Linked DNA regions of Homo sapiens: region 1 is linked to region 2. A link is a loop called in an ENCODE intact Hi-C map of the cell type or tissue named here. Cell type or tissue: left ventricle myocardium inferior. All regions are shown on one strand. Each heading gives the region's core, and the rest is flanking DNA. Links, peaks and the distances in the headings are about the cores only.

Region 1 (15,942 bases), core at 2,603-10,602, 64 kb before region 2:
GAGCGCTCACTGTATGCCCAGCTAAATTTTCTTTTCAAACTTTATCTCACTGAAGCCTCCAATTAAGCATCATTAAACCCACTTTACTGATGACAAAATTGAGGCTCAGAAAGATTACACAAGCTAATATGTGGCAGAAGTGGAACTTTAACCCAGGCAGCATGGCTCCAAAGTTCTAGCTCTGTGTAGTAAGCACTTGTTGAATGGCTACCCAACTGAGGATGTGCTATGTGGCCACAGGATTGACCACAGACCCGATATGACTGGGCATCTATGTATCTGCCCCACAGAGGAGTGAGAGCCCCACAAAGTTTCAGAGATAAGTTAGGAGCCAGTGAGCTTCTAACTTAGGAGCTATTTCCATTCTTGACTTTGGAACAGCTGGGTTGGGATTTCCCGGAAAGCCTGAGCCAGAGGCCAAGACTGAAGCCAGGGAGCAAAGTTAAGTGGCCAAGTCAGGGGCCAATTAGCCATGGTGAGCTCCCCAGGGATTAGAGTCCCTGAGCCAGGTGAGGACAAAGCCAGGGCTTGAGGGTAGAAGACAACCATCTGGGAGACCCAGGTCTCTGAAAGCTCATAAATATGTATTCATCCATCCAACCAATTCCACTGTTAAGACGCAAGTCCTGATGTTTATTGAGCATGTACTATATGTCGGGTACTGTCTAGGGCTGGGATAGAACAGTAAACATGTCAGACAAAAATTTTTTTGTCCTTGTGACTTTACATTGTCATGGGGATAGAGAGACAGGAAGACAATTAAAATGAATAAGGATATTATAAGATAGAAGGTTTTTAAGTACTATGCAGAAATAAATCAAAAAAGGAGGAGAAGGGGGAGCCAGGGTGTAAGAAGTGTGGATGCATTTAGTAGAATTATCTCATGTGGAAAATGTTAAGAACTTAGCCTGACGTGTAGTATCCATGTAACAAATGTTAATGTTATGACTCCTACTCTGAGAACAAGGGTGGGGAGGTGTTGTAATTTGTCCTAAAGCTAGCTCAGTGAGTTTTAAGGGGGATACCTCTGTCTTTAGTGTCAGGATTCATTGAGTCAAGCTCATGAACATTAACATGTGTTGGTTCCAGTGGAAGACAGATTTCTAAGCAATGTGGGAGACTCTGCTGGGATATGGACAACCATAAAACCCAAGGTCTTCTCTGTGAGTACAAGGATGAGGGAGCAGGTGAATATAAAGTTTACAGTACCACCTGAATAAATCAGCTGGACACAAACCAGCAGCTAGGACTACATATGATGGCACACCCAGACCTTGGGCTCTAATCCATCAGGCAGTTCAAGGGACCAGAGGCAGAAGCTGAGATGGAAAGATGGGCGAACAGGCTATGTTGAGGAAGGTCAAGATCTTCCCATGGCCTCACTCAGTGCTCATCCATGGTTCAGGGCCTGCCCTGAGCAGTACAAGTAACTCTAGCCCCGATGCAGGCTCATCTGAGACCTTGACAGCTGCTGGTCTGATCCAAACAGATATCTGGGGAAGTAGGGCTCAGCTTGCAGCTGATGTTGCCAGTCCAACTCCTGAATTCTCCAAATCACACTCTGCAACATGCATCACCTAGCACTCTTAGGCTGAGATTTTGTATCATGACCACATTTAGAGCCTAACCTCACCCTTCCCCGGCCTAGATCTATTCAAACATCCTAGCCAACCTCTCTGAACTCCTAGGTATGAGCCCAGAGGCACCCAAGGCATGCCAGGTTTGTCTTAGAAGTACTTGATGGCTTTTTTCACTCCTGCCCCTTCCTGCCCTCAGCAGTCTCCTGGGGTGACTTCTAATAAACACCTATTAGGTGCCAGACACCATGATCATGTAGTCCTCAGAGCACCGCTACAAAGGATCTACATTATCCATTTCATGAGATGAGACAACTGGAGCTGCAAGACAGTATGTATACTAAGGAAGGAAGCATGCACACAGGATTTCGACCCAGGTCCGTGTGATTCCAGCCCATGCTTCTTCCATAAAACCATGCAGCCTCCAGCCCACATTTTTCATCCATAAAATGGGTTCAAAATGAGAACACATGGACACAGGAAGGGAAACATCACACTCCGGGGACTGTTGTGGGGTGGGGGGAGGGGGGAGGGATAGCATTTGGAGATATACCTAATGCTAAATGACGAGTTAATGGGTGCAGCACACCAACATGGCACATGTATACATGTGTAACAAACCTGCACATTGTGCACATGTACCCTAAAACTTAAAGTACAATAATAATAAAATAAATTAAAATAAAATAAAAAATGGGTTCAATAGAGCCTACCTCATACAGCTACTGTGAAATTTCCATAAGAAACTACAAAACCTTCAGCACAGGACCTAATAAGGGCCTGAGAGAAATGACATCATCTTTCAGCCTTCCTGAGACATCCTGCTCATTGCTTTGAGAAAATAACAGGGTAGGAAGGAAATGGGTATCCTTGGAAATACTTAGCTCTTTCTTCTCAAGAGAGGAAGCTACTCCCCAGCTCCTGGGCACTCATAACTCTAACCAGGAAAGTGCTCATTTGGTGAGAATCAGGGCCACACACAAGCCAGGAGCATCTGCTCAAGTATTAAAAGTGAGCCTGTACGGTCCTGCTATTAAACTCCCTGTGGGTGAGCTGGGTTAACGGTGGGGCCTCATGTGATAAGTCATTAATCTCTACATGTAATGCAAGAGCTGTACAACTTACTTCAGCCTTAATCTCCCATGAGTTACAGCTTCTTCTGTGATTCATAAAACAAATCAATCACACCTCCCAGGCTCTCATCTATTTATTACTGCTTTTTAAGTGCTTGGAGAGGGAGAAACTGGTGGATGTTTTTAATCCCCTCCACATCTAGGCAGACCTCCACAGGCTGCAGGAAAATGGACTCTATGCCCCAACTCAGGTCACAGACTAAGATTAGTCGAACTCTGAAGCTTGCAAGGAGCAGACAACTTTGCATCTATAGCAGCTGGAAGATACCTCCCTATTGCTCAGAAAAGGAACTGGGATCAGGTTTGGTCATCGCCAGCCTGCATCAGGAAGGCTTGTTAGTGTGGTGGGTTTAAACACAACCACACACTTCTTGACACTTCTCTCTTTGAGAGTTAGGATCTCTGTCTGCCCTCCTTGGAATCTGAGTGGTCTTGTGACTGCTTCAGTAGGATGTGGCAGACATGATGCTATGTGACTTCCAAGGTTTGTCATAAAAGACCACAAAGTTTCCATCTTATTCTCTGGGACACTGTGCTGCCACATAAGGAGTCACACCAGAATAGAAACATGTAGTCCCAGCTGAGTCCAGCTTCCAGCCATTCCTGCCAAGATGCCAGATGCATGGAATCAGATTCTCCAATCTCCTACCATTCAAGTCACCTCCAAATTTTTTAGTTTTCCCAACTGAGGCCTCAGACAAGCTTTAATGCAGAGTCGAGCAATCCTTACTGTACCCTCTCTAAATTCCCAACCTACAGAAACTGTGGGCATATTTAAATGGTTGTTTTCTGTATCATTAATTTTGAGGTAGTTTGTTACACAGCGATAGGAACTGTAACCATCAGCAAGGAAGCACAGCAGTAGTAGCATAGTAGTAACAAAAGGGAAAGTACTCACTGCATGCCTACTCTCTGTCAGTCACTTTGCATATTTTAGTATTGCAATCAGTCTTTACCAAATTCCTACAAAGTGGGTGCTATTGTCCGTACTTTACAGAAGAGGGAATGATGGTTCTGAAAGAATAGGTTACCTACCTCAGGCCACACAGCAAAGATGGTATCCACAGCCCTGGCTATAGATCCAAACTGCTACTTGTTCCTCTGGCCACACTGACTACCAAACAGCTTTGCCTGAATTCTCTACATATTTCAACTATTTTGCCTAAACTTTTCCAAAGTCATTCAGGTATTTGGCTTTAATTACCTCAATATTTCAACTATTTTTCCTGACTTCGTTGGTGTCTTAGTAATTTTTACCTAAATCTCTGCTGAGATTATTCCACTGGTGGTGGGTGTGGTGAGGTTGTGGGGGTCTTAGCTTCTTGACCACACCAGGAGCTGGACAGGAGTGGACACTCCACAGCAAGCCCCAAAACTTGAGGCCTCAGGCATGGGCCTGGCAGTGGGAAGGATCTAGATTGTAAGTCCTCCTGGGCCACTCATGTCCATGGGACACTGTCCACAGAAGCAGTATGAGGCCAGGAGAGTGCAAGCTTGACTGCCTGAACTCCCTCTTGGCCTCGTGAGCCTTGCAGAGTGCAGCTCCTGCCTTCTTCTTGCAAACAATGTCAGCCTTCCAGACACAAGCTATGGCCTGGTGAGTTTCATCTCCTAGTCTTCCCACAAGGAAGCTGCTTAAACACAATTCTGCAAGATCATGGTCCCGCTTCATAGCCGTATGGCATACAACCCCTTCAAGTAGTAGCCCTGGGAGGTGACCTCAGGTGGACAGCATGTGGCTACTCAAAATTCATTCGAAGTAGAAGTGGAGACAGCAAGGCATGAGTGTGGAAAGACAAGACAAAGATGGTGCTAACTCCAACCATTAAGTGATACTGTAGGCCTCCCTCAGCTAAGAACTTAAACTCCCACTCCAGGTTCCCACCATCCATCTACCCTCCAGCCAGGAGGATCTTTTAAGATAAATGAATCAGATCACAGTTCGCTCTTCATTTAAAACCTTCTAACAGTGTTCTGCCACACAATGGCCAAAAATCCAAACTCTATACCATAGTCTAGCAGAGATGCTCAAACTTAGCATGCATCAGAATGACCTGTGGGGTTTACTAAAACACAGATTGCTGGGCCTCACCTCCTGAGTATCCGATTTAGCAGATCATGGGTGGGGCTCAAGCATGTGTATTCTAACAAGCTCCCAGTGGATGCTGATGCCCCTGAGAACCACTGGCCCATAGAACCCAGCATATTTTGACTCCTGTTGGCCTCTTCAGCCTCACTCTTTCCTAACCTAACTCTCATTCACATATACCAAGCCACAAAGACCCTCACTGGGATCCATAAACTCACCTGACTGTTTCTTGCTTTCAGGACCTTAGTGCTCAGGAGGGCCCTCTATGTGTCCCACTAGTCCCCAGTCCTGAAAACCTTCTCATTCTCCAGGGTTCTGGCTGATGCCATCTCCTAAAACAGCCCTTCCCTCTCCTCACCCACGAAGGATAACCTCACCCTGGTACCTTTATTCACTGCTTCCCTTCTGTTTGCTTCTTAGCAAGCCTCAATGTGCAATGGGAATTATAACTCTTTATTTATTGGGGTATCTCTTTGTATATTTGTGAGAGCTTTCTCCTGCCACTTTAGACTATAGGTTCCTTCCAACCAGATTCTGTCTTAATCACCACGGTAATCCCAGCACCCCACTCCATGACTGTCAAATGGTGGGTGCTCAGAAAATGTATGTTAAATTGGTACATTGCCTTAATTCATTCTCGTTACAACCCTGGGAGAAAGGAATTGTTAAGCCCATTTTACAGATGAGGAAACAGTTTCAAAGAGGGAAGTCCCATGCTCAAGGTCAAACAGTCAGGCATTGAACCTAGGTCTGTGGACTCCAAAGGTCTTAACCCACTCTGTGTCCATTGGGGGACAAACAAAGGAGCAGGGCTATTGAGGAAAAATGGTATGGATGAGATACTGGAGAACAGAAATGAGGCAAGCAAGCAGCAAGGAGGCAGGCAGAAAGGTCAGCTGGCATAAGGACTTGGGCACCCTCCAGACACCCCAGTGCCCTGAGGGGACAAAGAAACAAATGAGGGTGTTCACCCAGCTCCACATGGAGTCCAGGCAGCTGCTGCCTGAAGCACTGTGGGGTTGCCGCAATTCCACCTTTAGGTGTGAAGGCTTTTGCTTTTCCACCCCCATCCCCTCCATCAGACTTTCCTCTTCTGGTGTCTCATTGGTCTGGACAGTAGGTGGAGCAGACCATGGACATTGGGAAGGGGCAGGGTTCAGGGCAAAGGCAGGGCATAAATGGGGGAAAGGAGAAGAGCTGAACCAGACTGGGAACAGGGACACAAGAGGACACCACTGCCAGCTACATCTGCTTCCAAGAGCTGAGATTCCACAGCCAAAGGTCTTAAACTCCATGATATGAATTTCCCTTCCTGTTGTGCAATGACCACCCTGGCATTGCACCAGAGGGCTGCGGTCCAGGGGTCAGGCCCCTTTAGGACTGTACCCTGGCCTCATGCTCATGGCCATGTGTTCTCTGGGCAGCAGTGCTGAGCCTGGAAGGAGGGAACCTCCTACTGGAGACACCTGTAGGGCACTAAGGAGAAAGGGAGAGAAGGAGGTATGGCCTCAGCTTCTGCCTCCACAGCCCAAGCGTCAGCCCGCAAAGAAGCAGGAATGGGGTACAAGGCTGTGAGCTTCAGGGCAAAGAAGGCCTCCCACAGGGTGCTGCTCAGAGACAGAGGTGGACATCTGCAGAAGATATGCACAAATAATCGCCCAGCACCTCAGAAGGTAGATACTCCCAGGAGGCAATGCGCCTCTCCCCAAAAGTGGCATAGAAACCTCTTTCTCCTTCTATATCCCAACTCAAAAGCTCACTAACAAGGGCTAAGGGCCTCTAGCTTAAAGGCAAAGAGGACATTTGAAAAGACTTTGCTCCTCGTGTGTGTGTGTGTGTGTGTGTGTGTGTGTGTGTGTGTGTACATGTCAAGGTGTACCTGTGTGTTTGTGCATATTCAAAAAAATGGGAGGAGGAAGAAGTAGAGGGTGGATGACAGAAAAAAAGTGTGTAACCCAGTTAATGTAGGTCTAGAATCCAACAGTGGTCAGTAAGGGGAAAAGACCAGTCCAAATCATTAATCAATCCACCAATAGTTATTTAACTTTATTACACGCCAAGCACTACTTTGAACACTTGGGACACAAGAGAAAATGGCACAAACATTAAGCCCTGATTTCATGAAGCTTATGATGTAGTGAGAAATACAGCCAATACATTTATATACTGTTGAGTATAATAAGACAGATAAAAATAAGGGATGGAGCACTGTGGGAATAAACACCAGAGGACTCTAGGAAGGGAGGCCTCCCAGAGGAAGCAATATTTAAGAGAACAACTGAAGGGTGCGTAGAAATTAGCTAGGTAAAGTGGCAGGAATGCAGGACAGAAGGGCCAAAGTCTTTCTGATGTAGAGCAAAGAGCAAGACAGAACATGAGACAGACTGAGATAGAGCCAAGACAAATTAGAAAGAATCTCAAAGAAATAAAAGTAGTAATAATTACTTTAAAGCACACACTCAAACTAGTTTAACAAAATGTTGTTTTAATTATATCTACCTTAATGAACAGATAAAAACAGTTTGTAATTAGTTCTGTAATTGGTTATGTGAAAAGAGATGCATCTTCAAGTTCTAAAGCATATGTCCCGTAGACAATTTATGAGAAAAAAAAGATGCTTCTTCAAGTACTAAAGTATGTTGCCCTAAAGAGCTGTCACATTCCAGTGTCTTGTAGACATATTTTTTTCATGGGTTCTGCAAAAGTAGACTGTATCTTAGTCATGCCTGGATCAGAAACAAAAAGAATTAAAAAGAGCTTTTACTCTAGATGTAAGTGACTCTACATAGAGCTGAACAGACTGACAGATCTGGGTTCAAATCCCACTTCTGTCACTCACAAGTTCTGTGACCTTGGGCAATTTCCTGAACCTCTCTAAGGCTCGATCTTTAAAATGGGGATGAAGATAATGCTATTGCATAAAGTTGTTATGAAAACTAAGCAAGGCCACACACACAAAGCACACAGCAGAGTGCACAGCATCTATTTGCATTTAATAAACATCAACTGTTATGTGGACCCATGCATGTTATGTTAATTGGCTACTGTTGGCATGACAAACTACTATGAATTTAGGAGCTTAAACAATGCATATTGATTGGAGGAACCAAGATGGCCCATTAGAAACAGCTCCGGTCTGTGGCTGTCACTGAGAAGAATGAAAATGGTGAGTGAATCCCGCTCCATCAACTGAGGTATCCAGGTTCTCTCACTGGGAATGATTAGGATGTTGGCATGACCCACACAGAGCAAGGAAAAGCTAGTGTTTCCTGACTGCTGGCTGTCTGGATGAGGGGGATTCTTCCCAGTGCAGCCAAACCTGCTCAGCCAAGGGGCAGCCAGACTGCTTATTTGAGCAGGTCTCTGATTCCATGCCTCCTGACTGGGTGAGACTTCCCAACAGGGGTTGCCAGACACCTCATACAGGAGCTTTCTTGCCTGCATCAGCTCAGTGCCCCTCTGGGACAGAGCTCCCAGAGGAAGGAGCAGGCAGCCATCTTTGCTGTTCTGCAGCCTCCACTAGTGATACCTCCAGGTGCAAGAGGGACCCAGGAGAATTGGGTCTGGAATGGTTCCCCTGTAAACTGCAGCAGCCCTACAGAAGAGGGGGTTGTTTGTTAGAAAAACAATCAAACAAAGCAACAACAAGGACAACATCAACAAAAAAGACCCCACAAAAACCCCATCCAAACATAACCAGTCTCAAAGATTGAAGGTAGATAAACCCACAAAGATGAGAAAGAATCAGTGCAAAAGGCTGAGAACTCAAAAAGCTAGAGCACTTTTTTTTCTTCAAATGATTGCAACATCTCTCCAGCAAGGGCACAGAACTGGGCTGAGGCTGAGATGGATGAATTGACAGAAGTCGGCTTCAGAAGGTGGGTAATAGTGAACTTTGTTGAGCTAAAGGAGTATGTTTTAACCCAAGGCAAAGAAGCTAAGAACCATGATAAAACATTACAGGAGCTGTTAACCAAAATAACCAGTTTAGAGAGGAACATAAATGACCTGATGGAGCTGGAAAACACAACCTGAGAACTTCACAAGGCAATCACAAGTATCAATAGCCAAATAGACCAAGGGGAGGAAAGGATCTCAGAGCCTGAAGACTATCTTGCTGAAATAAGACAGGCAGACAAGGTTAGAGAAAAAAGAATGAAAAGGAACAAACAAAACCTTCAAGAACTGTGGTATCATGTAAAAAGACTGAAGCTACAACTGATTGGGGTACCTAAAAGAGACTGGGAGAACAGAACCGAGTCAGAAAACATACTTCATTATATCATCCAGGAGAACTTCCCCAACCTAACAAGACAGGCCAACATTCAAAATCAGGAAATCCAGAGAACTCCAGTAAGATGCTCCATGAGAAGATCAACCCCAAGATACATAATCAGATTCTCCAAGGTCAAAATGAAGGAAAAAATGTTAAAGGCAGCCAGAGAAAAGGGTCAGGTCACCTACAAAGGGAAGCCCATCAGACTAACAGCAGACCTCTCAGTGGAAACCCTACAAGCCAGAAGAGATTGGGGGCCAATATTCAACATTCTTAAAAGAATTTCCAACCCAGAATTTCATATCCGGCCAAACTAAGCTTCATAAGTGAGGAAGAAATAAAATCCTTTTCAGACAAGCAAATACTGACAGAATTTGTCACCACCAGGCCTGCCTTGCAAGACCTTCTGAAGGAAACACTAAATACTAGCCACTATCAAAACCCACTGAAGTACACAGACCAATGACACTATGAAGCAACTACATTAACAAGTCTGCAAAATAACCAGCCAGGATCATGATGACATGGTCAAATTCACACATAACAATATTAACCTTAAACATAAATGGGTTAAATGCCCCCAATTAAAACACGTAGAATGGCCAACTGGATAAAATGACAAGACCCACCAGTGTGCTGTATTTAAGAGACACTTCTCATGTGCAAAGACACACATAGGCTTAAAATAATGGGATGAAGGAAAATTTGCCAAGCAAATGGAAAGCAGAAAAAAGCAGGGGTTGCCGTCCTGTTTTCTGACAAAACAGACTTTAAATCAACAAAGACCAAAAAAGACAAAGAAGGGCATTACATAATGGTAAAGGATTCAATTTAACAAGCATAGCTAACTATCCTAAATATATATGCACCCAATACAGGAGCACCCAGTTTCATAAAACAAGTTCTTAGAGACCTACAAAGAGACTTAGACTCCCATACAATACTAGTGGGAGACTTTAACACCCCACTACCAATATTAGATAGATTATTGAGACAGAAAATTAACAAAGATCTTCAGGACTTGAACTCAGCTCTGGATCTAGTGGACCTGATATATATCTACAGAACTCTTCACCCAAAAATAATAGACTATACATTCTTCTCAGTGCCACATGGCACTAAATTGATCACATAATTGGAGGTAAAATACTCCTCAGCAAATGCAGAAGAACTGAAATCTAACAAACAGTCTCGTAGACCACAGCACAATCAAATTAGAACTCAAGATTAAGAAACTCACTCAAAACCACACAACTACATGGAAATTGAACAATCTGCTTCTGAATGACTCCTGGGTAAATAATGAAATTAAGGCAGAAATCAATAAGTTTTTTGAAACCAAATGAGAACAAACAACATACCAGAATCTCTGGGATGCAGCTAAAACAGTGTTAAGAGGGAAATTTATAGCACTAAGTGCCAACATCAAAAAGCTAGAAAGATCTCAAATCAGCATCCTAACATCACAATTAAAAGAACTGGAGCAAACAAACCCCAAAGCTAGCAGAAGACAAGTAATAACCAAGATCAGACTAGAACTGAAGGAGATAGAGATACAAAAAAAAACCCTTCCAAAAAATCAATGAATCCAGGAGCTGGCTTTTTGAAAAAATTAATAAAATACAAGACCATTAGCTAGACTAATAAACAAGAAAAGACAGAAGAATCAAACAGACAGAATGAAAAATAATAAAGGGGATACCACCACTGAACCCACAGAAATACAAACAACCATTAGAGAATACTATAAACACCTCTATGCAAATAAGCTAGAAAATCTAGAAGATATGGATAAATTCCTGGACACACACACCCTCCAAAGACTGAACTAGGAAGAAGCTGAATCCTTGAATGACCAATAACAAGTTCTGAAATTGAGGCAGTAACGAATAGCCTACCAACCAAAAAAAGCCAAGAACCAGATGGATTTACAGCTGAATTCTTCCAGAGGTACAAAGAGGAGCTGGTACCATTTCTTCTGAAAGTTTTCCAAACAATTGAAAAGGAGGGACTTCTCCCTAACTCATTTTATGAGGCCAGCATTATCCTGATATCAAAACCTGGCAGAGATATAACAAAAAAAGAAAACTTCAGGCCAATATCCCTGATGATTATCAGTGCAAAAATCCTCAATAAAATACTGGCAAACCTCATTCAGAAGCACATCAAAAAGCTTATTTACCACAATCAACTCAGCTTCATCCTTGGGATGCAAGGCTGGTTCAACATACACAAATCAATAAACAGAACTAAAGACAAAAAATTATTTTTTTATTCAGCCAACGAACATATGAAAAAAGGCTCAACATCACCATCATCAGAGAAATGCAAATCAAAACCACAATGAGATACCGTCTCATACCAATCAGAATGGTGATTATTAAAAAGTCAAGAAACAACAGATGCTGGTGAGGCTGCAGAAAGATAGGAACGCTTTTACATTGTTGGTGAGAATGTAAATTAGTTCAACCATTGTGGAAGAGAGTGTGGTGATTTTTCAAAGACCTAAAACCAGAAATGCCATTTGATCCGGCAATCCCATTACTGGATATATACCCGAAGGAATATATATCATTCTATTATAAAGATATATGCACATGTGTATTTATTGCAGCACTTTTCACAATAGAAAAGACATGGAATCAACCCCAATGCCCATCAATGATATACTGGATAAAGAAAAATGTGGAACATGTACACTATGGAATACTATACAGGAATGAGATCATGTCCTCTGCAGGGACATGGATGGAGCTGGAAGCCATTATCCTCTGCAAACTAATGCAGGAACATAAAACCAAACACTGCATGTTCTCACTTGTAAGTGGGAGCTGAACAATGAGAACACATGGACACAGGGAGGGGAGCAACACACACTGGGGCCTGCCAGGGCAAGGGGGAGCATAGGAAGGGAGAGCATCAGGAAAAATACCTAATGCATTCTGGGCTTAATACTTAGGTGATGGGTTGACAGGTGCAGCAAACCACCATGGCACATGTTTTCCTATGTAACAAACCTGCATATCCTGCACATGTACCCTGGAACTTAAAATTAAATTAAATTAAATTTCAAAAAAAAAGAATCTTCTAATTTCAAAGCTTTATCAGGTTTAAAATTAAAATTTATATTTATATGTTTGCCAAAAAAACAGTGCATATTTATTACTTATAGTTATCTGGGTTAGAAGTCCAAAACAGGTCTCAAGGGGCTCCTCAAGGTGTCAGCAGGGCTGCCTTCCATTTTAGAGGCTCTAGGGGAGATCCATTTTCTTGTCTTTTCCAGCTTCCAGAGGCCACCACATCCCTTGCCTCCTGACCCCTTCCTCCATCTTCAAAGCCGGCAAGGTTGCATCTCTGACCCTTCTTCCCTATTCACATATACCTCTGACCACAGTTGGAAGGGTTCTCCAATTTCAAGGACTTATGTGAATAAATTGGGCCCACCTGGATAATCCAGGATAATCACCCCATCTCAAGGTCCATAATCTTAAATCACTCTGCAAAGTACTTTTGCAATGTCAAGTAACAGGTTCACAGGATTAAGGCATGGACGTTTTTAAGGGGCCATTTTTCTGCCTACCACAAATGTATATCTTTAACTGCATGTCATTACAATGATTTTTTCATAAAAGATAAATGAGGTCCTTATAACTACAGAGTCTTCTATTCTTCCACTCTTCCTCTGCCCTCTCCCACTTTCTTATATGTTACTGAAAGTGAGTTTCTTACATCAAGTGTAAATCCATTGCACAGTTAATTCTAAGGCCTTTAGTGTCCCTAATTCCTCTTCTTTCGGAGGTTACTTTGCTGTATCATCATTAAACCACGTTAAAATATGTTCATATCTTATACTACATGAAACTTCTATATAACTAGAGTTGAAGTGAATTTGTTGACAAACTGTTGTGTCTTATGTACATTTAATTAAAATTAATTTTTTATACTTTGCAGTTTTCTTTACTTTTTTATATCCCAGCTATTTTCATAGATCTCAGAACAGTTCATAGGTCCATAGACACTGCCTTAAAGACTCAGTGAACAAGAAGACCCTAGATCAATAGATATTCTTCCAGGAGAAGGGGGGAAGGAGAAAGAAAAAAAGAAAATAAAAGAAAAAAGAAAGAAAGAAAAGGGAAGAAAAGAAAAGAAAAGGGAAGGGAAGGAGGAAGGAAAGAAGGAAGGAAAGAAGGAAGGAAGGAAGGAAGGAAGGAAGGAAGGAAGGAAGGAAGGAAGGGAGGGAGGGAGGGGAAGGAGAAAGGGAGGTGAAGGAGAAAGGGAAGGAAGGAGGAAGAAAAGAAAGAAGAGAGAAAGAAATAATGGAGGGAAGAAGGAAGGAAGGAAGGAAGGAAAAAAGGGATGGAGGAGGAGAGGAGAAAACTTGATTACTTAGTGCTCTCTAGTGTGAAAACTCAATGACCCACTCTCTCTTCCAGTGCCAGGACCATCGTTCAGACCATCCATGAGTAATTCAGTCATTTGTTTATTCATTTATACAACAAATAATTCCTTTGCACCTGTAAAGGGCCCATTCCTACTGGGCACTGGGAACACCATGATGAATAAGGCCCTGTCCCCATCCTCAAGGATCTACCAGTCTTTACCTAATCTTGTATGTGAGTGGACACACATCACCTTTACTTGAAAGAACGGGGCTGGCCCACTGTCAGGGAACCTACCTACCATCACCAAGAATGGCTAGATGAGTACCAGGTCTTTACGTGCATAGATAACAATTCAGTTCCTTAGCTGGCTTCTTTCCTATTTTGTTATAACTTACATATAGTGATGTGCACAGATTTTAATCACACCGGTCTTTCAGTTTGACTGAAACCCATAGAACGTCCCCAACACCCAGAAACGTTCTCTTCTGCCCTTTTCCAGCAATTCCTCCTCCCTGGAAGCAACGACTGCCCTGATTTCTCACCACGAGTTAGCTTTGCCTGTTCTGGAACTTCACATTTGTGGAGTCACACAGATAAACACTTGTGTCTGGCTTTTTGTGCTCAGCAGGATATTTTTGAGATTCATTCATGTTGTTGTGAACAGATCAATAATCTGTTTATTTTAACTGCTGAGTTGTATCTCACTGTATAAATAGACCATAAATGTTTACCCATTATCCTGTTAATGAATATTTTGAACCATTTCCAATTTTAGGTTATTGTGATTAAAGCTGCTATGAATATTTTTGTAAATAATTTTTTGTGGATATATGTTTTCATTTCTCTCAGATAAATATCAAGAAATAGAATTACTAGGTCATAGGCTAGATGCACATTTAACTCTTTAAGAAACTGTCAAGTCATTTTTTAAAGTGGATGAACCATTCACAATCCACCCATGATGTTCTGGCGGCTCCACATGCTCACCAGCATCTGGACTTGTCTTTCCCATCTTTTTTGCTCTACACACTCTGGAAACTCAACTCAGAACTCTGTATTTACTTATTTTTTTATATTTTTAGAGACAGAGTCTCCCTCTGTTGCCCAGGCAGGAGTGCAATCACACAATCATAGCTCACTGCATCCTCAAACTCCTGGGCTCCAGGGATCCTCCCACCTCAGCCTCCCCAGTAGCTGGGATTAGAGGTGTGTGCCACTACACTCAGCTAGTTATCTTATTTTTTGTAGATATGAGGTCTCGCTCTGTTGCCCAGACTGGCCTAGAACTCCTGGCTTCAAGTGATCCTTCCACTTTGGCTCTCCAAAGTGCTGGGATTACAGCCATCACCCACTGTGTCCAGCTAGAGCTCTGTATCTTTTTAACTGGAAATGTTTAATCTAGGGTGTAAAGAATGCTTCAGGGAACCTCAGGTCCCTCCTAGAATTGTAGTTTAAAGTGTATGCATATTTGTGAGTGTCCATTTTTCTGAGAGAAGGAAATGCAGTTTTCAAAAACTAATGAAGTACAGCTCTAAGAAATACATTTACATTTGAAAAAACAATTCTTAAGAATCAATGGAGCTTTTCTTACCTTCTAAGATGGAACTAAACCCAGAAAGCAATCCACAAACTGCTCCTCCAGGGACAAAGGAGTGGTGGGAAGGATGGTCAAGGTTTCCTAGCAAGAGCCTCTTTAGGGCCTATTGGAGGCTTGCTCCATTAAGATTAAATCTTGCAAAGACTGTAGGCTGACAATACCTTTTGTCTAAGAGTAAGAAAGAGCCCTCCCCAGCCACACTTGCGGGCATTCCTCCTACTGATCTGGCTGTACCACAAAGGTGAACTATGATAAAACCACCTTTTCCCCCTTACAACCTACAGCCCCCAAACAGTATCCCCAGACAGCTTCAATATCACACCAGCACAACTGATGACTTTGAAATCTGCAGATCTACCTTCATCTGCGTAGACTCCAAATATCTCCTCAAAATGGACCTGCTTAGACCTTGGAAGCCCTGTCTGGATAAAGATCCCTTTTCCCTGCTGCAAAAGTGCCTAGCTCTGCTCTGTCCAATACAGAGCCACATGTGGCCAAGCCGCACTTGAAATGTGACTGGTCCAAATTGAGATGTGCTGACCCCGTGAAATACATACCAGATGTTAAACTTAGAATGAAGAGAGAAACATTTTAAAAGATCTCATTAAAAATTTTTCTATTGATTGGATGTTGAAGTGATCATATTTGGGATAAGTGGGTTAGATAGACTATTATTAAAAGTAATTTTACCTGCTTCTTTTTAAACTGTAACTACTAGAAAATTTAAAATGGCATATGTGTCTTGCATTATATATCTATTCTATCCCCTGATGTAGCTTATTCTGCTCTGCACGGACATACGTCCCAAAACTCAGGCCAGCTCTATGTGGCCATCATCACAACCTGGTAGATTAGATGCCCTGGGTCCGTCTCCCACCCCACCATCTG
Region 2 (15,942 bases), core at 4,797-12,796:
TAATCTACCCACCTTAAAATCCTCAACTTAATCACATCTGCAAACAGTCTTTTTCCAAAAGAAAAAATAAAGGAATATTTACAGGGATTAGGAACAATTATCTTTCGGGGGCATTTTCAGCCTACTACACCATCTAAATAAGCTGATACTACATCTTGGTGGCACCAAGGAGCCATTGGAAGGTCTCTGGTGGCAGAGTGCCATGATGAGATCTATTTCCTGAAATAAATGTGGACTCTCTCATGGCCTGTGGCAAATCCACTCCCTGCTCGAGGTTTCTGAAAAGTCCCAGAGGCTTTCACTATTTTGTCACTCCTAGCTCCCTTTCTTTCCCTCTTACCTATGATCTCCTGCACTTCTGCTCAAATGCAGAATTAAAATATTCTTCCTTGATCTTTACCCCCTCCCCCCAAAAAAATTCACTCACACAAGACATTTTTGTGTGTCGATGACTTTACTAAAGGTTTGTAATGTCAGACTGAGTTGACATCATAGAATGCAAACAATTTTAAATTAAGCATTAAATATCTCATTTTGATGCATCCTTGACCCACCCTGGCTACCTTCTTTCTAGACTTTCCCCTTCTACCATGTTCCCAGACTGCTTATTTTCATTCTTTTTTTATTATTTTCCTTTTCTCTGCTCTACCCCATCCGGAAATTCCTGCAATTTCTCAGACTGAGCAGTTAAGATATGTCTTACCCTCTCCAGGTGATAAATGTTAATTTCTGGCCTCTAAAGCTGAGAGAGGTGTTAATTTCCTAAGCAAGGGTAACTTCCTCCCCAAGAGGATCCCTAATACTGCAGTTGAAATCAGAATTTTTTCATCCTATTGCACTTATACATAGAAGTATATTATATGTTAAATACATTTAAAGGGACATCGCACATGTAAATACCCACACACTCTCATACACACACATGCCCCAAAGATCACAGCTAAGTCCCAACTTGAAGTAAGCATGTTCGAATGTCATCGCCATGACCCACCCACCCATCTGTTTTGAGCTGTGGTTGGCAGCAAATAATTAGCATTCACCAGGATGGCCAAGCCCAGCTTCCACTGTGGATCCCAACAGCCTGCCTCACAGCAAGAGACTCCGCTTTGGTGTAATTACCTATTCCTTGCACACCAGTTGCCCTGGTGTGATGTCAGCCCCTCCACATTGTTTATTTTAATTAAAACAGAAATTGCAGGTCTTAGGTGCTTGTAATTACAGCCCATGAACTAAATTGACTGAGGCCCCTAATTAACCTGAAACACGTCTACCTGGCTGGAGGTGTGAGTTTGGACTTGACTAGTTCAGGGCACTGCATCGGCACCAAAAACAGAGCAAGGAAAGGTCTATTAGGGATTCAGATAGGGCATTTGCCCTCCAAAAACTGCTACACACAGCCTGTACCCCTCAGACCACATTGTGGGTTCAATTTCAATTCCAAATGTACCTAATTAGCCCAGGACACACTCAGCAAAAGTGTAGTGATAGCATCTAAAAATCAACTAATGTAATCATCAATAGAATAGAAAGCAAAAACAAAGGAGTAAAAAAATAAAAATAAAAAATCACATGATCATTCCAATAGATGCAGAAAAAAACTTTTGACAAAATCCAACACTCTTTTTTTAATAAAAACACTCAACAAACTAGGGATAGAAGAGAACTTCCTCAACCTGATAAAGAGCATCTATGAGAAACCCATAGCTACGTCATACTCAGTGGTGAGAAACTTTCTCCCTAAGGAGATGCTTTCTCCCTAAGATCAGGAACATGACAAGGATGTCTGCCCTTAACACTTCAATTCAGCATTGTTCTGGAGGTTCTGTCGCAGGCAATTGAAAAAGAAAAAGAAATACAGACATTCAGCTTGGAAAGAAAGAAGTAAAACTATCTCTATTTTTATGTGACATGATCTCATATATATAAAATCCGAAGGAATCCACTAAAAAATAGAACTAATAAATGAATTCAACAAGGTTGCAGGATACAAGATCAATCTACAAAAATCAACTGTATTTCTATACACTTGCAATGAGAAATCTAAAAATAAAGTTAAGAAAATAATTTAATATGCAATGGTTGGTGGGACTGTAAACTAGTTCAACCATTGTGGAAGTCAGTGTGGCAATTCCTCAGGGATCTAGAACTGGAAATACCATTTGACCCAGCCATCCCATTACTGGGTATATACCCAAAGGACTATAAATCATGCTGCTATAAAGACACATGCACACTTATGTTTATTGTGGCACTATTCACAAAAGCAAAGACTTGGAATCAACCCAAATGTCCAACAATGATAGACTGGATTAAGCAAATGTGGCACATATACACCATGGAATACTATGCAGCCATAAAAAATGATGAGTTCATGTCCTTTGTAGGGACATGGATGAAATTGGAAATCATCATTCTCAGTAAACTATAGCAAGAACAGAAAACCAAACACCACATATTCTCACTCATAGTGGGAATTGAACAATGAGAACACATGGACACAGGAAGGGGAACATCACACTCTGGGGACTGTTGTGGGGTTGGGGGAGGGTTGTGGGGTGGGGGGAGGGGGAGGGATAGCATTAGGAGGTATACCTAATGCTAAATGACGAGTTAATGGGTGCAGCACACCAACATGGCACATGTATACATATGTAACTAACCTGCACATTGTGCACATGTACCCTAAAACTTAAAGTATAATAATAATAAAATTTAAAAAAAACAAAGTAGTAAAATAGAAAGTAATTTAACAAAAAATATAAAACTTAACTCTGAAAACTTCAAAACGTTGTTGAAAGAAATTTAAAAAGACCTATAAAACTCTAAAAACATTCGAGGTTCATGGATTGGGAAACTTAATATTGTTAAGATGGCAATATTCCTCAAATTGATCTACAAATTTAACACAATCCCTATCAGAATCCCAGCTTGCTTCTTTGTAGAAATTGAAACTGATTATAAAATTCATATGTAATTTCAAAGGTCTCAGAATAGTCAAAATCATCTTGAAGAAAACAAAGTTTTCCCAAATGCCCATCAATTATAGACTGGATAAAGAAAATGTGGTACATATACACCATGGAATACTACATTGCCATAAAAAGGAATGAGATCATGTCCTTTGCAGGGATGTAGATGAAGCTGGAAGCCATCATCCTCAGCAAACTAACACAGGAACAGAAAACCAAACACCGCATGTTCTCACTCATAAATGGGAGTTGAACAATGAGAACACATGGACACAAGGAGGGGAACAGCACACACCAGGGCCTATTAGGGGGTGGGAGATAAGGGGAGGGAACTTAGAGGATGGGTCAATAGGTGCAACAAACCACCATGGCACACGTATACCTACGTAACAAACCTCCACGTTCTGCACACGTATCCCAGAACTTAAAGTAAAATTTAAAACAAAACTGCATGTTCTGCACATGTACCCCAGAACTTAAAGTATAATAAAAAATAAAATTTAAGAAAAAGAAAAGAAACAAAAATGAAAAGGCAACCCACAGAATGAAAGAAGATATATTCAAATGCTGTCTCTGATGAGAGACTTGTTCTAGAACATGTAAAGAGCTCTTAAAACTGGGTAATAAAAAGACAAATAACCCAATTTAAAGATAGGCAAAGGATTTGGATTGGCCTTTATCCAAAGAAGATATACAAATAGCCAATAAACACATAAAAAGATGCTCAACCATTAAGCAGGGAAATGCAAATCAAAACCACAATGGGATACCACTTCACGACAACAAAATTGCCTAGATAGGATTGCCTAGATAGCAACAAAATCAGAAAGAACAAAACATCAGTGTTGGAGCTATGCAGAAATTGCAACTCTCATACACTGCTGATGGAATATAAAATGGTGAAACCGCTTTGGGAAACAGCCTGAAAGTTCCTCAAAAAGTTCAACACAGAGTTACCATATGACCCAGCAATTTCACTCACAGTAGATAACCAAGAAAAATGAATACATACGTCACATAAAAAACTTTCACACAAGTGTTTATGTAATTACTCATAATAATAAATTATATTATGAATTAATTAGTCAAAAAGTAGAAATAACCCAAATATTAATATAAATCAACTTATTATAGACAATATATGGTATATCCATACACTGGAATAAAATTCAGCCACAATGAATGAAATGTTGATATATCCTACCACATAGATGAACTTTGAAAAAGTTAAAGTACATGAAAGAAGACAGTCACAAAATATCACGTATTATATAATTATACTTAAATGTAATGGCCAGAATAGGTAAATCTATAGAGATAGGAAGTAGATTAGTGCTTGCTTAGGGCTGGGGAAGATAGCGGGGTAGGGGAGTGATTGATAAAGGATGCAGAGTTTCTTTGTGAAGTGAGGAATATATTCTAAAATTGACTGTAATGATAGCTGAACATATCTGTAACTATACTAAAAACCATTGAATTGTACTCTTTAAATGAATGAATTTTATGATATGTAAATTATATCTCAATGAAGCTGCTTTACTAAGTGTACTGGGTACCAAGTACCTCCCAGGCACCATACAGGTGCTGATATAAAAGCCATGTCAAATACATAAACTGAGTGTCTTCTTTGTTTTTTAAATGATTCTTCCTCAATTTTTAGAAAATTAAGAAAAACTATAAGGAAGAAAAGAGAAATCATCTATAATCATACCTCCAGTGACAGCCATTATTTATATTTTTCATGCATTTTCTCTGTTTCTTCCATTCAAAATCCTTTTAATGTATTGGATGCCATTTTGAACATCTTAAAATATATTTATATTAACAAACCCTTACATGCTTACCAAGCAATTTAAGGAATAAAACAACATCAATAGAAGAAAACACCATCTACATGCATAATTATCTTGAGGAAATAATCAGAGGTTATCCAAGATGTATAGGATGCTCACCCCAGCACCACCCTTAACGGTAAAACAAGGAAAACACTGGCTGGGTGCAGTGGCTCACACCTGTAAATCCCAGCACTCTGGGAGGCCAATGGGGGGTGGATTACCTGAAGTCAGGAGTTTGAGACCAGCCTGACCAACATGGTGAAACCCCATCTCTACTAAAAATACAAACATTAGCCAGGTGTGGTGGCAGGTGCCTGTAATCCCAGCTACTTGGGAGGCTGAGGTGGGAGAATCGCTTGAACCCAGCAGGTGGAGATTGCAGTGAGCCGAGATCACCCCACTGCACTCCAGCCTGGGTGAGAGAGCGAGACTTCATCTCCAAGGGAAACACAAACTTAACAAAACTATCTCAGCGAAGGTTTTTTTTTTTTTCATCTTTGTGAATGTAAAAAAAAAAAAGTATCTTTCATTTTTAATGTAAAGTTTTTGATAATAATGAGATATTTTTACAAATGTATTATCTTTTGATGCCTCAGCAAATTATATGTGCAAGTCTTATGGGCACTTTTTCTCTGGTTTTCTTTTTTATATGGTGATTTTTTAAAATCTCTGCACGTATTAAGGACAGTAACCATTCTGCCGTATATATTGTAAGTACTTTTCCAATTTGGACATTTTTCTTTTACTGTTGCTTATAATATTTTTAAAGATATGGATTTTTTTTTCAGTGGCCAAATATATTATTCTTATCCTTAAGATCTCTTCTATTGCTCTGAGGCTTAAAATATCTTTCATCATCTGAAACTCAATTAAATATTTATTATATATTATTCTAGTATTTCATACTGGCAATCTTAACTTTTCACTATGCTGTGTTAAGTAAAATTTGTGTATATCATAACTGCCCAAAGCAATAACTGCCTGTATTTTAAAAAGTAACTCTTTAATCCATTTATAATTTAATTTAGGAGATAATGTGAGGTAAGGTTCTCATTTTATTTTATTCCAACACTCATTAAAAAATTCACCCCTTTCCAAATAATTAACATTTCTTTTATCTTCTATTAAGCTTATAGGTATTCTAGCATGCAATTCAAGACTATCCCTTCTATTTCATGACATCATATTTTAATTGTTGTATAATGCCATATTGTTTCAACTACAGTAGTATATATGTCAAATACATAAGAATGACATTTTTACTTCTGTTGCAGGAGGCAATGCTTGTTTTGTCTAATGAAATTCAGAATCACTTTCAAAATCAAAATTCCAAACCATGTTAAATGTATGAATGAATGAGGGACTAATTAATATCTTTGCAATATACAATCTTTCCAACTAGATATATAGTTGTCTTTCTATTCATTCTTTTTTTATATTTCTAAGTTGAAGTTTCAGATCTGATTTTGGTTTCTTTCCAATATGTTATAATAAAGTTTCAGGTATACAAAAAAGTTGAAAGAATTTTATAGTGAGCACTTACACAGATTATCTCATTGACACCTTAATTCCTTTATCTCAATCCATCTTGAGATTTTTATACACTTTAAATTATGTATATATATACACATGTATGTGTATATGTGTGTGTGTGTGTATATATATATATCAGTACATATCCTCTTAAATATTTCAGAATACATATCATTAACTGCAGTTCAGTATTTGTTTACAGGTTTTTGTGGTAAAATTTACACACAATGAAAGACAAAAATCTTAACTATATATTGGCTGAGTTTTGACAAATGCTTACATCTATGTACCCAAACCTCCATCAAGATGTAAACATTGCATCATTCCAGGAAATTCCCTCATGTCCCTTTTTCATCAATAACCATTTCTTCCCCCAGAGTAAATCACTATTCTGTTTTTCTCCACCATGAATTAGTTTTGCCTATTTTAGAACAACATATTATGGAATACCGTTCCCATGTGTACTCTTGTAGATGACTTCTTTCACATGACAAAACCTTTTGAGATTCCTCTGTGCTGTTGCATGTTCAATAATTTGTTCCTTTCTATTCCTAAGTAGTATTCCATTGCATGAATATACTGTAATGTGTTTATTCATTCTCCTATTGATAGACACCTGGGCTGTTTCCAGTTTATAATTATTATTATTATATACTAATAAGGTCTTGCTAGGAACATACTTGTACAAACCTTTTTGTAGGCATATATTTTCAGTTTTCTTGGTTAATTACCTGGGATTCAAATTTCTGGGTCACAGGGTAGATATGTGTTCAGATTTATGAAAAATTATGAGACATTTTGCCAAACGCCCACTAACAATGTATGACAGTTCCAGTTGCTCCACATTCTTGACAATTGGGATTGTTTCCATCTTTCATTTTAGAACTTCTGAAGGGTGAATAAGGATGTCACATTGTGGTTTGAATTTTCCTGATAAGTAATGATATTGAGTATTTTTATATCTGGTCATTGGCCAGGTGTATATATTTTGTGAAATGCCTGTCCAGTTAATTTGCTCATTTTTACTCCTTTATTATTAAATTGCAGGAGTTCTTTATACATCCTGGATACCAGTCTATTGTCAGATAACATCTGTTTTACTTATAATTTTATCCAGTTTGTAGATTGCCTACCTAACAGTGTCTATCTATGAGCAGAAGTTTTCTTAATAACGTCTATTTATGAGCAGAAGTTTCAAGCTTTGATGAAGTCTAATTTATCAGTTTTTCTGAGTCTTGTCAAAGAAAACTTAGTCTATCCCTAAGTCATAAAGATACTATCCTATATTTCTATTGAAAACTGTGTGGTTTGTATATTGTATAAAGTGGCAGTTAAAGTCCTTTTTCTCACGAGAATAACTGGCTATTGCAGCATCCTTAGTTAGAAGACTTTTCTTTCTGTATTGAATTGCTTTGATGATTCTATCAAAAATTAGTTGGCCAGTGGAGTGTGTTTATGAGCTTTCTGTTCTGTTCCACTAATCATTTGTTGATGGTTATGCCAGTACCACATTGTCTTAATTGCTTTAGCTTTAAAATGAGTCTTGAAATCAGATAGTATAAGTTGACTAACTGTTCTTCTTTATCAAGATTGTTTTATCAAAGTATTCTATGTGCTTGCATTTATATATAAATAGTAGAGTCATTTTTTTCAGTTTCTGCAAAAGTCTTTCTATTGTGATTATGTTGAATCTATTGGTCGGTTGGGAGAGGATTAACATCTTGACAACATTATATCTTCGTATCCATAACCACCCATTGATTTGGGTCTTCTTTATTTACTCTCAGCAATGTTTTATAGTTTTCAGTGTAGAGGTCTTGTACATATACTGTTAAATCTAATCCCCAGTATTTTTTGTTTTTGATAATCTGTAAAGGGTTTCTTAAAATTTTACTTCCCAAACATTTGTTGCTAGTATATAAATAATAAAATTGATTTGTGTATGTTTACCTTGAATCTTACGAGCTCTCTAAATTCACGGATTACTTCTAGTAGTTGTTTCATAGATTTATTAAGATTTTATATGTAAACAATCATGACACCAGCAAATAAGTACAATTTTACCTCTTCCTATCTGTATGCATTTTTTTTATTTTTGGTTTTTCTCCTTTTGCAATGGCTGCAATCGCAGTACAATGTTAAATAGAATGGTGAGAGAGGGCATCTTTGCCTTGTTTCCAATCTTAGTGAGAAAGTGTTCAATATTTCACCAATAAGTATGATGTTTGATGTATCTTTTTAATAAATAATCTTTATCGATTGAGAAGTTTCTCTTTTATTACTAGATGGTTTTATTGCTAGATTAATGACTAGATTGTTTTTATCAATGGGATGTTCATTTTCTGTCAAGTCTCTTTTCTCCTTGATGCATGTTTCTTCCTAGTTCTGTTAATGCAGTGGATTATACTGTTGGATTTTTAAGTGTTAAATGAACTTTATATTTCTGAGATAATTCTGACATAATAAAAAAGTCAGAATGTGTCATTCTTTTCATATACACTACTGGATTGGGTTTGCTAATATTTTGTTAAGGGTTTTTGAGGCTCTGTTCATCCAGGACTTTTTGTCAGTAATTCTTTCTATCTTCCTTTAATTTTTTGGAACAAGAGGAAATATCTGTCAGATTTGGGCATTATAGTTTCATAAATGAGGGTCATGAAATGAATTAGGGAGTGTTTCTTCCTCCTCTCTTTTCTGAAAAGAGTTTGTAAACGATGTTATTTCTTCTTAAATATTGAGAGAATTCACTTGTGAAAATATTGAGACCTAGAATTTTCTTTGAGGGAAGATGTTTATTAACTTCTTTGACTCCACATTTACTTGGAGAATTTGGTATGTGTTTATTTGTGTGTTGGGGAAGGGGGTTATTTTAAACCCTATTATTCTTTTTTATTCTTTTTTTTTTTCAGCTTTTTATCTAATGGAGCTCTGCTCTACTGAGGTGGAATCGCTTCCAAATTTTCTTGCCTTATTCTTTAACATTCAAAATCAGCAGAACATATGAAAGTCTACAGTGTCCAGCAGGCCCTGCTGCTCAGTCTGTCCTTGTCTCTGTCCTCATCACACAACTTTACTTATAGTATCTATTCCTCCCAGGATCCATGTATTAAGGTCACAACTTTCTACCCTGTCATTTTACAAAACATATGATCTTCAACAAATATATTGAGGATGGCAAGATTTGGCTGCCTTAAAAAGCAACTCACAGACTTGAGAGATGGCCATCCAATTTTTTAATTGCTGCAGATGCTATGTCTCTGAGCCAATGCAAAGAGAGGGAGAGGGAAAGAGCGTCTCCACTTTTACGATGGCAGGGCTGCACTGTTTCTGTGTCTTCATTAGAGAGGTTAATTGGAAATCAAGAGAGGCTGTGTCACGGGCAGCAATAGCTAGCCAGATGCCATTTTAAACTGGAATTTATCCAGCTGATTTCTTTGAAAATCTACCATGCTTTGCTCAATAGACACACTGCTGGCTGGCACCAAGGAAATGACTGGTACGTAAGCACACATTCAGCATTTAGTAGTTCATTTTTCCCTTCCTTCTGCTCCTTCAGCTGATCATGTCCTCAATTATACTCAGAAATGAGGGATTCCCTTCATGAATCAGTAAGGGTTGAGAGCAATGGCTAAGAGTTCCGACTGAGTCTTCCTCAACTTATCTGCATTCCTGGTTACTGCAAAGTTTTTATAAGATCCTGGAAATACCAGGCTATTTGAACCCATTCAGTTATCTCTGGCTCATGCACCTCATCCATCAGCAAATTAAAACTTGGATGTGAGATGTCAGTGAAGGAAAGAGAAGCATGGTCCCTTAACTGCTACAAATAATATGCAAGTGAGCTAGCAGAGGTATGTCATAAAAGGGATGAGGGGCAAAAAGGATCTCCCTCTAGGCCTAGGAACATTCTGAATTTGATGCTTTCCTGTGGATTATAATCCCACAAGACACAATGCCAAATGCCATAACCCAAATGTTGAAATCCCTGACATCCACATTTCTAAAGTCTAAAATTCCTAAGGTCTAAAATCCCAAAAATCACAAACACAGGATAGTTGCATCAGGTTAGGGAGAACGATTACTCTGTTAGTGTCTTTGTTTGGAAGTTAAGTATGGTTTAAGGAGATGCATATGGGTGCCAAGTTGACAAGAGGTGGACTTGTGAATTTAATTTTAGGTGTCACCTTGACTAGATTAAGGAGTCCCTAGAAACCTGATAAAGCATTATTTTGGGAGTGTCTGTGAGGTTGTTTCCAGATGAGATGAGTGTGAGTCTGAGTGAACTCCGTAGGGAAGATCTGCCCTCAACCTTGTCAGGCACCCTCCAATCAGCCAGGGCACAGAAGGCGAATCAATTTCTCTCTGAGAGCTGGGGCAGACTCTCTTCTGCTGCTTTGGACATCAGTACTCCAGGCTTGCTGGCCTTTGGACTTCAGTTGTTATACCTACAGCCCCGCAGGTAGTGAAGCTTTCGGTTCTTGACTGATAGACCATAAGCTTCTCTGGTTCTCAACATAAAAACATTGAAATTTCCTCTGTAGTGTAAGAGATGTTATTTTTGTTCGTTTTCGTTTTTGAAAGCTAAAATTTATTGAGATCTCAGCTCTTTGCAAGACTGCATATGCAGTGGTGACCCATTGAGGGTTTTGGTCAGTCTCATCAAAATACAGGTTGTCTGACACGATATTTCAAGTGACCACAGTTATAAAGCCGGGTGCAGCCAATTACCAACCATGATGATATGCATTCATACATTTCGCTTTTTGACCTATTTCTTTATGAATACATTTGTCTGATCATAACTGTTACACTCCTGTAAATGTTTTTAGTATACCTGGGTGTTTATGCTTATAAAAAATGTATGTTATTATTCCCTATTTCATTGTGTAAACTGGCCTAGGAAGTGTTCTGTCATGTTTTTATATGTTTCTCAGGAAAACCCATTTTAACATGTAAATAAATGTTTTTTAAAGAATATTTTATTATTTTTTCCAGAATCATATTTTCAGGATTTTGATCTTTTGGGATTTCAACATTTGCAATTACGGCATTAAGATTGTATCTTCCAGGATTAGGATCAGCTTCTGAATACTTACAGTCTAATGCCAAGGAAGAAAGCTAATGGCCAAAATATTTAAATAGCTTAGTCTTTTGATGAACAACTAACTCAGCTATTTGAGTTGCTAATGTCAAAGCAAAGACAAAATTCCCAGGAATAATGTTCCAGAGCAAACTTGCTCAATTTTTAAATGCGTTTTAACAATGATCATGTATTGACAGAATAGAACAAGGATTTTTTAAAATTGATCTGCAGAAAAAAATGGCTTATCTATACCTGTCATGTCTAACATGGTAACAACTAGCCACATGGGGCTATTAACCCATGTGAAATGTGGCTAATCCAAATTAATATGTGCTGTAAGTATATAACACACACCAGATACAAGTACAAAGACAAAGACATAGTATGAAAAAAGGAACGTATTTTACTAATAATGTCTCTGAGAAGTTGCATGTTAAAATAATCATATTTTAGATTTATTGGATTAAAGAAAATGTGTTATTAAAATTAATTTTACCTCTGTTTTTACTTGTTTAATGTGGTTCCTAGAAAATTTTAAATTACATATGTGGCTCATAGTAGATTTCTATTAGACAGCTCTAAACAATTAAAATAATGGCATACTGGAAAAAGTTCTTGTGCATGTATATTAGTTCACCAGGGCTGCCATAGCAAAGTACCACAGATTGACATAAATAATAGAAATGTATTTCTCACAGTTCTGGGGGCTGGAGTCTGAGGTCACGGTGTTGGCAGGGTTGGTTTCTTCTGAGGCTTCTCTCCTTGGCTTGCAGATGGCCACCTCCTCCCTGTGCCTTCACATGGTCTTCAGCACCTGTCTGCATCTGAATTTCCCATTCCTATAAGGAGGACATCAGTCAGGGGAGGAGCCAAGATGGCTGAATAGGAACAGCTCCGGTCTACAGCTCCCAGCGTGAGCGACGCAGAAGACGGGTGATTTCTGCATTTCCATCTGAGGTACCGGGTTCATCTCACTAGGGAGTGCCAGACAGTGGGCGCAGGTCAGTGGGTGCGCGCACCGTGCGCGAGCCGAAGCAGGGTGAGGCATTGCCTCACTCGGGAAGCGCAAGGGGTCAGGGAGTTCCCTTTCCTAGTCAAAGAAAGGGGTGACGGACGGCACCTGGAAAATCGGGTCACTCCCACCCGAATACTGCGCTTTTCCGACGGGCTTAAAAAACGGCGCGCCACGAGATTATATCCCACACCTGGCTCGGAGGGTTCTACGCCCACGGAGTCTCACTGATTGCTAGCACAGCAGTCTGAGATCAAACTGCAAAGCGGCAGCGAGGCTGGGGGAGGGGCGCCCGCCATTGCCCAGGCTTGCTTAGGTAAGCGAAGCAGCCAGGAAGCTCGAACTGGGTGGAGCCCACCACAACTCAAGGAGGCCTGCCTGCCTCTGTAGGCTCCACCTCTGGGGGCAGGGCACAGACAAACAAAAAGACAGCAGTAACCTCTGCAGACTTAAATGTCCCTGTCTGACAGCTTTGAAGAGAGCAGTGGTTCTCCCAGTACGCAGCTGGAGAGCAGCTGGAGATCTGAGAACGGGCAGACTGCCTCCTCAAATGAGTCCCTGACCCCTGACCCCCGAGCAGCCTAACTGGGAGGCACCCCCCTGCAGGGGCACACTGACACCTCACACGGCAGGGTACTCCAACACACCTGCAGCTGAGGGTCCTGTCTGTTAGAAGGAAAACTAACAAACAGAAAGGACATCCACACCAAAAACCCATCTGTACATCACCATCATCAAAGACCAAAAGTAGATAAAACCACAAAGATGGGGAAAAAACAGAACAGAAAAACTGGAAACTCTAAAAAGCAGAGCGCCTCTCCTCCTCCAAAGGAACGCAGTTCCTCACCAGCAATGGAACAAAGCTGGACGGAGAACGACTTTGACGAGCTGAGAGAAGGCTTCAGACGATCAAATTACTCTGAGCTACGGGAGGACATTCAAACCAAAGGCAAAGAAGTTGAAAACTTTGAAAAAAATTTAGAAGAATGTATAACTAGAATAACCAATACAGAGAAGTGCTTAAAGGAGCTGATGGAGCTGAAAACCAAGGCTCGAGAACTACGTGAAGAATGCAGAAGCCTCAGGAGCCGCTGCGATCAACTGGAAGAAAGGGTATCAGCGATGGAAGATGAAATGAATGAAATGAAGCAAGAAGGGAAGTTTAGAGAAAAAAGAATAAAAAGAAATGAGCAAAGCCTCCAAGAAATATGGGACTATGTGAAAAGACCAAATCTACGTCTGATTGGTGTACCTGAAAGTGACGGGGAGAATGGAACCAAGTTGGAAAACACTCTGCAGGATATTATCCAGGAGAACTTCCCCAATCTAGCAAGGCAGGCCAACGTTAAGATTCAGGAAATACAGAGAACTCCACAAAGATACTCCTCGAGAAGAGCAACTCCAAGACACATAATTGTCAGATTCACCAAAGTTGAAATGAAGGAAAAAATGTTAAGGGCAGCCAGAGAGAAAGGTCGGGTTACCCTCAAAGGGAAGCCCATCAGACTAACAGCGGATCTCTCGGCAGAAACCCTACAAGCCAGAAGAGAGTGGGGGCCAATATTCAACATTCTTAAAGAAAAGAATTTTCAACCCAGAAATTCATATCCAGCCAAACTAAGCTTCATAAGTGAAGGAGAAATAAAATACTTTACAGACAAGCAAATGCTGAGAGATTTTGTCACCACCAGGCCTGCCCTAAAAGAGCTCCTGAAGGAAGTGCTAAACATGGAAAGGAACAACTGGTACCAGCTGCTGCAAAATCATGCCAAAATGTAAAGACCATCGAGACTAGGAAGAAACTGCATCAACTAACGAGCAAAATAACCAGCTAACATCATAATGACAGGATCAAATTCACACATAACAATATTAACTTTAAATGTAAATGGACTAAATGCTCCAATTAAAAGACACAGACTGGCAAATTGGATAAAGAGTCAAGATCCATCAGTGTGCTGTATTCAGGAAACCCATCTCATGTGCAGAGACACACATAGGCTCAAAATAAAAGGATGGAGGAAGATCTACCAAGCAAATGGAAAACAAAAAAAGGCAGGGGTTGCAATCCTAGTCTCTGATAAAACAGACTTTAAACCAACAAAGATCAAAAGAGACAAAGAAGGCAATTACATAATGGTAAAGGGATCAATTCAACAAGAAGAGCTAACTATCCTAAATATATATACACCCAATACAGGAGCACCCAGATTCATAAAGCAAGTCCTGAGTGACCTACAAAGACACTTAGACTCCCACACATTAATAATAGGAGACTTTAACACCCCACTGTCAACATTAGACAGATCAACAAGACAGAAAGTCAACAAGGATACCCAGGAATTGAACTCAGCTCTGCACCAAGCGGACCTAATAGACATCTACAGAACTCTCCACCCCAAATCAACAGAATATACATTTTTTTCAGCACCACACCACACCTATTCCAAAATTGACCACATACTTGGAAGTAAAGCTCTCCTCAGCAAATGTAAAAGAACAGAAATTATAACAAACTATCTCCCAGACCCCAGTGCAATCAAACTAGAACTCAAGATTCAGAATCTCACTCAAAACCGCTCAACTACATGGAAACTGAACAACCTGCTCCTGAATGACTACTGGGTACATAACGAAATGAAGGCAGAAATAAAGATGTTCTTCGAAACCAACGAGAACAAAGACACAACATACCAGAATCTCTGGGACGCATTCAAAGCAGTGTGTACAGGGAAATTTATAGCACTAAATGCCCACAAGAGAAAGCAGGAAAGATCCAAAATTGACACCCTAACATCACAATTAAAAGAACTAGAAAAGCAAGAGCAAACACATTCAAAAGCTAGCAGAAGGCAAGAAATAACTAAAATCAGAGCAGAACTGAAGGAAATAGAGACACAAAAAACCCTTCAAAAAATTAATGAATCCAGGAGCTGGTTTTTTGAAAGGATCAACAAAATAGATAGACCACTAGCAAGACTAATAAAGAAAAAAAGAGAGAAGAATCAAATAGACACAATAAAAAATGATAAAGGGGATATCACCACTGATCCCACACAAATACAAACTACCATCAGAGAATACTACAAACACCTCTACGCAAATAAACTAGAAAATCTAGAAGAAATGGATAAATTCCTGGACACATACACTCTCCCAAGACTAAACCAGGAAGAAGTTGAATCTCTGAATAGACCAATAACAGGATCTGAAATTGTGGCAATAATCAATAGCTTACCAACCAAAAAGAGTCCAGGACCAGATGGATTCACAGCCGAATTCTACCAGAGGTACAAGGAGGAACTGGTACCATTTCTTCTGAAACTATTCCAATCAATAGAAAAAGAGGGAATCCTCCCTAACTCATTTTATGAGGCCAGCATCATTCTGATACCAAAGCCTGGCAGAGACACAACCAAAAAAGAGAATTTTAGACCAATATCCTTGATGAACATTGATGCAAAAATCCTCAATAAAATACTGGCAAAACGAATCCAGCAGCACATCAAA

What was found. Peaks named below come from ENCODE experiments on the same cell type or tissue, not always from the same donor. Only the 100,000 strongest peaks of a DNase experiment are listed, where the experiment ranks them.
Region 1: a loop joins it to region 2, with 4 times the contacts of the local background. A loop is called at or near these places in 3 of 110 quality-filtered maps.

The regions. Positions count from the first base shown.
Region 1 is chr20:40,545,263-40,561,204 of GRCh38, forward strand. No RefSeq gene overlaps it. Among named protein-coding and RNA genes, the nearest start is that of MAFB, 140 kb to the right of the region's middle. In left ventricle myocardium inferior, for the core only: no CTCF peak of the experiment used is centred there; a DNase peak (open chromatin) is centred at 6,139; H3K27me3 peaks cover 719 bases.
Region 2 is chr20:40,607,043-40,622,984 of GRCh38, forward strand. LOC102724968 (a long non-coding RNA gene) reads right to left here. Exons shown (of 8, transcript XR_001754596.2): 4 at 12,117-12,259. Among named protein-coding and RNA genes, the nearest start is that of MAFB, 74 kb to the right of the region's middle. In left ventricle myocardium inferior, for the core only: no CTCF peak of the experiment used is centred there; no DNase peak of the experiment used is centred there; H3K27me3 peaks cover 3,126 bases.